2 separate regions of the Homo sapiens genome follow, and region 2 is linked to region 1. Evidence: chromatin contacts called from ENCODE Hi-C data. All regions are on one chromosome and are shown on one strand. The core of a region is the stretch at or near the end of the contact, and the rest is flanking DNA. Distances in the headings are between cores, read along the strand shown.

What was found. Hi-C counts contacts between places; a loop is a spot of excess contacts on that map. Pooled maps may share reads with other maps.
Region 2: a map of CD8-positive, alpha-beta T cell shows a loop between it and region 1 (10-fold over the local background). The contact joins the promoter of RAP2C-AS1 here to the promoter of INTS6L-AS1 in region 1. A Hi-C loop is called at or near these places in 2 of 168 maps with a recorded cell type or tissue (CD8-positive, alpha-beta T cell and naive thymus-derived CD4-positive, alpha-beta T cell), 2 of 37 single-sample maps with no recorded cell type and 12 of 50 pooled maps.

Annotation. Positions count from the first base shown.
Region 1 is chrX:135,519,242-135,521,941 of GRCh38, forward strand. INTS6L-AS1 (INTS6L antisense RNA 1) reads right to left here and starts at 1,433. Exons shown (of 2, transcript NR_046740.1): 1 at 1,326-1,433; 2 at 842-1,131. INTS6L (integrator complex subunit 6 like) reads left to right here and starts at 1,419. Exons shown (of 18, transcript NM_001351601.3): 1 at 1,419-1,862; 2 at 2,000-2,077. The coding sequence starts at 1,752. RefSeq lists enhancers at 1,573-1,652, 1,683-1,742 and silencers at 1,993-2,262, 2,323-2,522.
Region 2 is chrX:132,217,190-132,219,889 of GRCh38, forward strand. RAP2C-AS1 (RAP2C antisense RNA 1) reads left to right here and starts at 1,318. Exons shown (of 3, transcript NR_110410.1): 1 at 1,318-1,648. RAP2C (RAP2C, member of RAS oncogene family) reads right to left here and starts at 2,258. Exons shown (of 6, transcript NM_001271186.2): 1 at 2,181-2,258; 2 at 1,043-1,152; 3 at 727-823; 4 at 1-617. The coding sequence starts at 79. RefSeq lists silencers at 248-687, 698-747 and enhancers at 2,180-2,249, 2,580-2,629.

The DNA of each region.
Region 1 (2,700 bases), core at 183-2,682:
GTAGCTGGGACTACAGGCGCCTGCTCCCATGCCCGGCTAATTTTTGTATTTTTAGTAGAGACGGGGGTTTCACCATGTTGGCCAGGCTGGTCTCAAACTCCTGCCCTCAAATGATCCACCCACCTCGGCCTCCCAAAGTGCTGGAATTACAGGCATGAGCCACTGCGCCTGGCCAAAATATATAAAATATTATGTATGTATATGTCATCATCTCTCCTCAATGAAACTGCAAACTCATTGAAGTCCTGGATTCCACATTGTCAATAGTAATTGCCAGGAATACACAAGTCCAATTTTTAAAATTGTGTCATATGAAGTAGTCAATCAAGTGTGGTTGGCCACTTACTGAGTCTCTTCACAGAGCCAGACCTGAGAGTATCCGTAATTGTTACCCTAACCTCAGGGAGCTGCATTTTCCTCTACTGAAAATTGAATACAATGCCATCTGCCATAATTAATTCAAAGATTAAACAAGGCTACCGTGGGTGCCTGGCTCTTCATAGGCACTCAATAAATGTGAGTTGAGAGCCTGCCCCTGTGGTCCCAGCTACTTGAGAGGCTGAGATGGGAGGATCGCTTAAGCCCAGGAGCTGGACGCTGCAGGCAGCTATGATGGGGCCACTGCACTCCAGCCTGGGCGATCAAGCGAGATCCTCTTTATTTATTTATAAAAATAAATAAATAAATAAATATGTGAGTTGAATCACAATCTAGGTTTGCAAACCTCCATGTGTAAAGGCTGCGCAGAGGGAACAGTGGTGGAATTATCACAGGCAGGCCAATGTTTCAAAGAGCTTAGTGAAACTGAAGAAGCTTGTGCATACAAAAGGCCAGTTTAGGTAACTGTAACTGTGTTTAAGCTTTAGTTTCCTTTCTAAGTAGATATATGTGGAATGCAAGGCCAGCAACCAACTCACAAATACTGATCAAGACGGGGGAGGGATCTAAAGGAATGTGAGTACGTCCTGCCAGGAAAGAAGTTTGCTGCTTCTGAAATATTTTCGTCTTCGCCACTGGCAGGATTGATCGATTGCAGTTAGCGAAGAATTTTCTGTGCAAACTGTCCAAGCATCTGCTTCTGTACTTCTGTACAACTGTTGCTCAAATTCACTCTTCTTTTCGAATCACCATCTTTGAAGAGAGACAGAAAAATCCATTTAAACCACCCGAACTAATCATTCGAACTGCTTCCAAGTCCTTTAAAGGAGAATCCTAGCGAGGGTCCGTAACACTTCCCCTTACCCTCTGCCTGGGTTCAAACTTCAACTCCCAGGGTTCGCCCAAGTCCCTCCCCTAGTCCTGTCATCTAATGAATATGCAAATACCACATAATTGGCAGCCAATGGCATGGGTTCTGGTCACATGGTGCCGATGGTAGGTGAGCAGACAGAAGTTGTCAGTGAACAGAGACGGCGCTCAGTCTGGGGCGAGCGCTCTAGTGAGCGCGGACGGATGCTTAGGCAGTAGTCCTGGCAGCGGCAGTAGTGGTGGCAGCAGAAGAGAGGAAGGGGGAGGGCCCCGAGGGCTACACACGCTCACACTTTCAAGTTCCCTTGGAGGGAGAGGAGGTGGGGCTGCAGAAAGAGGAGGCCAGGAGCGGTCCCATCCGTCCCGTCCCGTCCCGTCTCCCCCTCTTCCTCTTGCTCCTTGCTCCCCGGCTCTGCGAGAGTTGAGGGTTCAGGTGGCCGTACGCGGCAGTGAGGGCAAGAGGGCCGGGAGAGTGGGGAGCGGAGGCAGGAGTGCGGGGGAAGATGCCCATCCTGCTGTTCCTCATAGACACGTCCGCCTCTATGAACCAGCGCACTGACCTGGGCACCTCTTATTTGGACATTGCCAAAGGCGCTGTGGAGTTATTCTTGAAGGTAAAGGGAGGGGAGGGGAGAGATGGGGAGAGCTCCCGAGGGATTTCAGGGTGTGGATTGAGGTGCTTCTGTAACGTTTGTATCGCCCTCCCCCCTCCTTTCCTACGCGACCCCCTCCGTCATCCCTTGCCCCGCAGCTGCGCGCCCGGGACCCGGCCAGCCGTGGAGACAGGTACATGCTGGTCACCTACGACGAACCCCCGTACTGCATCAAGGTAAAGGGGCTACGGGTGGGGGGACAGGCGGGAAGCGGGAGCAAGTCGGCGGGGGCTGCTTACCCCCCTGCCCCCGCCTAAGGCGGTCCTGCGTCGCCCGGCGGGGCGGGCGGCGAGGGGGTGCGCAGAGGGCGGGCGGAGTGGTGCCGTCGGCGGCTTCGGAGTAGCTGTCGCGCCTGGGGTCGGGGAGAGGGGACCGGGGAGGAGCAGCCCCGGGGAGAAACCGCAGGAGGGCCGAGCTCGTGGCGCGACAACCGCAGCCGCCTCGGAACATGGCGGACATTTTGCTTTTGTATGAGCCTGCGAGAGGGAGACTGAGGGCGCTGCTGAGATGGAAAGGAGGGAGGGGAGGGAGGAGCGGGGAAGGAGGGCCCGAAACCCGGAGGGAGGCTGCGAGGCGGGCCCGCCCCTTCGAGGCGCACCGCGCGAGGGTCGCCGCGCGGGGGGCCGGACGGAGCCTGCGACTCCGCCCCGAGGTCCTGCCGGCCGGGCGCGCGGGCTTTCCCGGAGCCTGGGCTCCTCCTCTGGCCCCTCCTTCCTCCCCCGGTCTTCCTCCCCCTCCTTGGGCTCTTCGCTGCATCTCCTCCTTCTCCCCCTCTTCCTCCTGGTCCCCTCCCCTTCCT
Region 2 (2,700 bases), core at 68-2,567, 3.3 Mb before region 1:
TCCCAGTGACAAACTGCACAGTAAGGGCAGATTTGCCAACCCCTCCACTCCCTAACACCACTACCTTGTATTCCCTCATGAGTCTCACCTTCACCAACTCCTACCAGAGGGGGGGAAAGATCACCCCGCTAGCTGTGGCGCGGCTAGACGAGGCGGAAGGTGGGCGGAAATCTGCGAACTGGGGAGGAGAGTGCAGAGGAGCAGAGGGCCCAACCGGGGAAGAAGAGGAAGTTACAGGAGGGGGAGGGGAAAGAGCGTAGAGTCGGGGAGGGTGGGGAAGGGATGGTAATGCCCTTCCTATAGGAACTGCAGCCCGAGCAGGGGGCGTGGGGAGGAGGGCGAGCCTGGGAAAAGCCCGGCGAGGGTGGCGAGGAGGCGCGTGCCCCCGGGAGGGAAAGGGTGGGGGCTGCGGCGAGGGGACCCTGCGGCGAGGCGGACGTCGGAGGAGCCCGCAGCCCGGGGCTGCCCGGCACTCCTCCCCCGCCCTTCACACAAAGGGGCCCAGGGACCCCGCTTCCTGCTCGCGCAGCCCAGCCGGCTCAGGCCTGAGGGCTCCGTTCCAGTTACCGCTGCCCGGGCGGGTTTCTGGGCCCCGGCTCCCGCGGGGGTCGTCCGGCCTGTGAAGGGGAGAAGGACGCACATTACCCGGCTGACCCCCGCCCCGAACCTGCGGCGCCGGCCGCCGCCTCCCCCAACTCCCACCCGGATCAAGCTACTGCCGCTTACCCCGCCGTCCGCACCCGCCCGGCCGCCGGGGAGGCTCTGTCACGCCAAGGCCATGGCCACCCGCTGGCTCCTCTGTCTCTCCGCTGCCCCAGCGCTGCTGCTCGCCGCGGGGAAAGAAGCGGGGGCCTTCCGCGGCGGCCGCAGGGACTCCAGGCGAACCCACCTCTTTTTTTTCTCACCCACCCCCCACCCCCACCCCCACCCCCACCCCCACCCCCACCAAGCACACACCCGGAAGGGTTTCCCTGACACACTGGCTGAGGTGCCCCAGTTCCCCGAGACTGGACGGGATCACTTCCGGTGGGGAAAGTCCCACCTCTTCGGGGCGAGCCGGGTGGCGCTGGAGCCGCGCCCTGCTGAGCGAGCGAGCCGGCCGGGGACGGTTTCGGGTCGGGACTCCGGCTTCGGGAACGGGCCTCTGGAAACCTGCGACGTCAGTCCTTACCCGCCCGCGGCTGCCGCGGACCGTCCCACCCCCAAACCCGTAGAAGCCCCTCCGACCTGCAACCTCCAGCCGCCCGGCCCTAGGACTTGAGCGGCTCCCTGGCCGGTGCGGAACCTGCGGGCTAATAATCTAGCGACCGGGAGAACGCCAAACATCCCTGGACTAGAAGTTGCAGGGGAAATCAAACAGCCCAGAAAGTTTATTCTCCTTGCTGGTATTTCTTCCACTTGCTATTTTGCTGAGAGATGCATGCAAACTACCCTTAGACTTTCAGATGCAGTGCGTTTTACTTAGCCGTGCCTGACAAACACACAGAACTTTTACCGTCTGGTAGATCCGCCTTGACTTTACCAGCGAATACTAAAGTCACTTAAAAAAAAATCACAAGGCTCGAAAACAGCAGCATTAGAAGTAGACTTTATGGTACTCTGCTCAGCTATGTTCTCATTTGATTCCAACCACTACACGGCAGAAAAGGTAACCAATATTCAAGAAAGATTTGATTGGAAACGGTTTAGGCCTAAAGACTAATTTATTTTAATCGTTGATTATGTATAACAATTTGCTTGGCTGGCTCTTACATGCTGAAGTTTTGTTTTAAAGGCCATCCTATGTAGTCTTTGAAATTCAAAAGCAAGTAGTAACTCTGGTGTTAGATTCTAAGTTTCTATTTTTAGATAAAATTGTTACTTCCGACTATCTTTCCCTTTGCTAGCTTTCTATTTGTAAACTTTGTGTCGGATCCACAGAGCCCCAGGGCCAGGAGTCTAGGCTGTATTTTAGGTGTGTCACTTTCTTTTCAATTCAAGCATGTACCCAGAAACCTGCGAGACTCAGTGGCCAGCCTAGCAAAAATGACTCCAAATTCCCTTACTTACAAGCCCTAAATGGCCAAACTCTATAAAGAGATTTATTACTCAGCCTAAATTGTTGGACATTAGAACACAGGCGAATCATAGTAGTGTGAGGTCCCACTGTCCCTCCCTGAGTATTCCCCAATGTCACTTACAGTCTTCAAAGGAGAGTTTAGTTCAATTTCTCCTTGACCTCAGGCCGGTGCCATCTCTCCAGCGAAGTCCCCAGCTCTGGCTCCAGCTGGCCTGGGCCCTGTGTCGTATCAGAGGCACTGCCCTCTGCTGGAAGGGGTTTGGTCTGTGAGTTATGAGTTTCCCCACAGGTCACTGCTCCTTTCACACGTGCTGTTGCCTGATTTGGAGCTCTGCTGCTCATCTCCCTGCCTAGCTGTCTCCAGACTGTCTGGTGGGATTCACAGCCCTCCACCAGCCGTGCTTGTAACTGAGTCTGGAAATTCCTCTTCTGATCCAGCCAGTGTTGAGCAATCGTGGCAAGTCTTTGCTCTATTACTAAACTGTCAAAGCAAGGAGTTCTTTTTCAGGTCATCCCACCTGTTGGCAATTCTAATATCTCTGAATGTGTTGGTCATGCTTAGGAGAGAGTTCTTTGTTTCTCCACGCAGTGAAACATACTCCTCCCCTCAGTACAGCGTCCTGTGGGGTCACTCTCGTCAA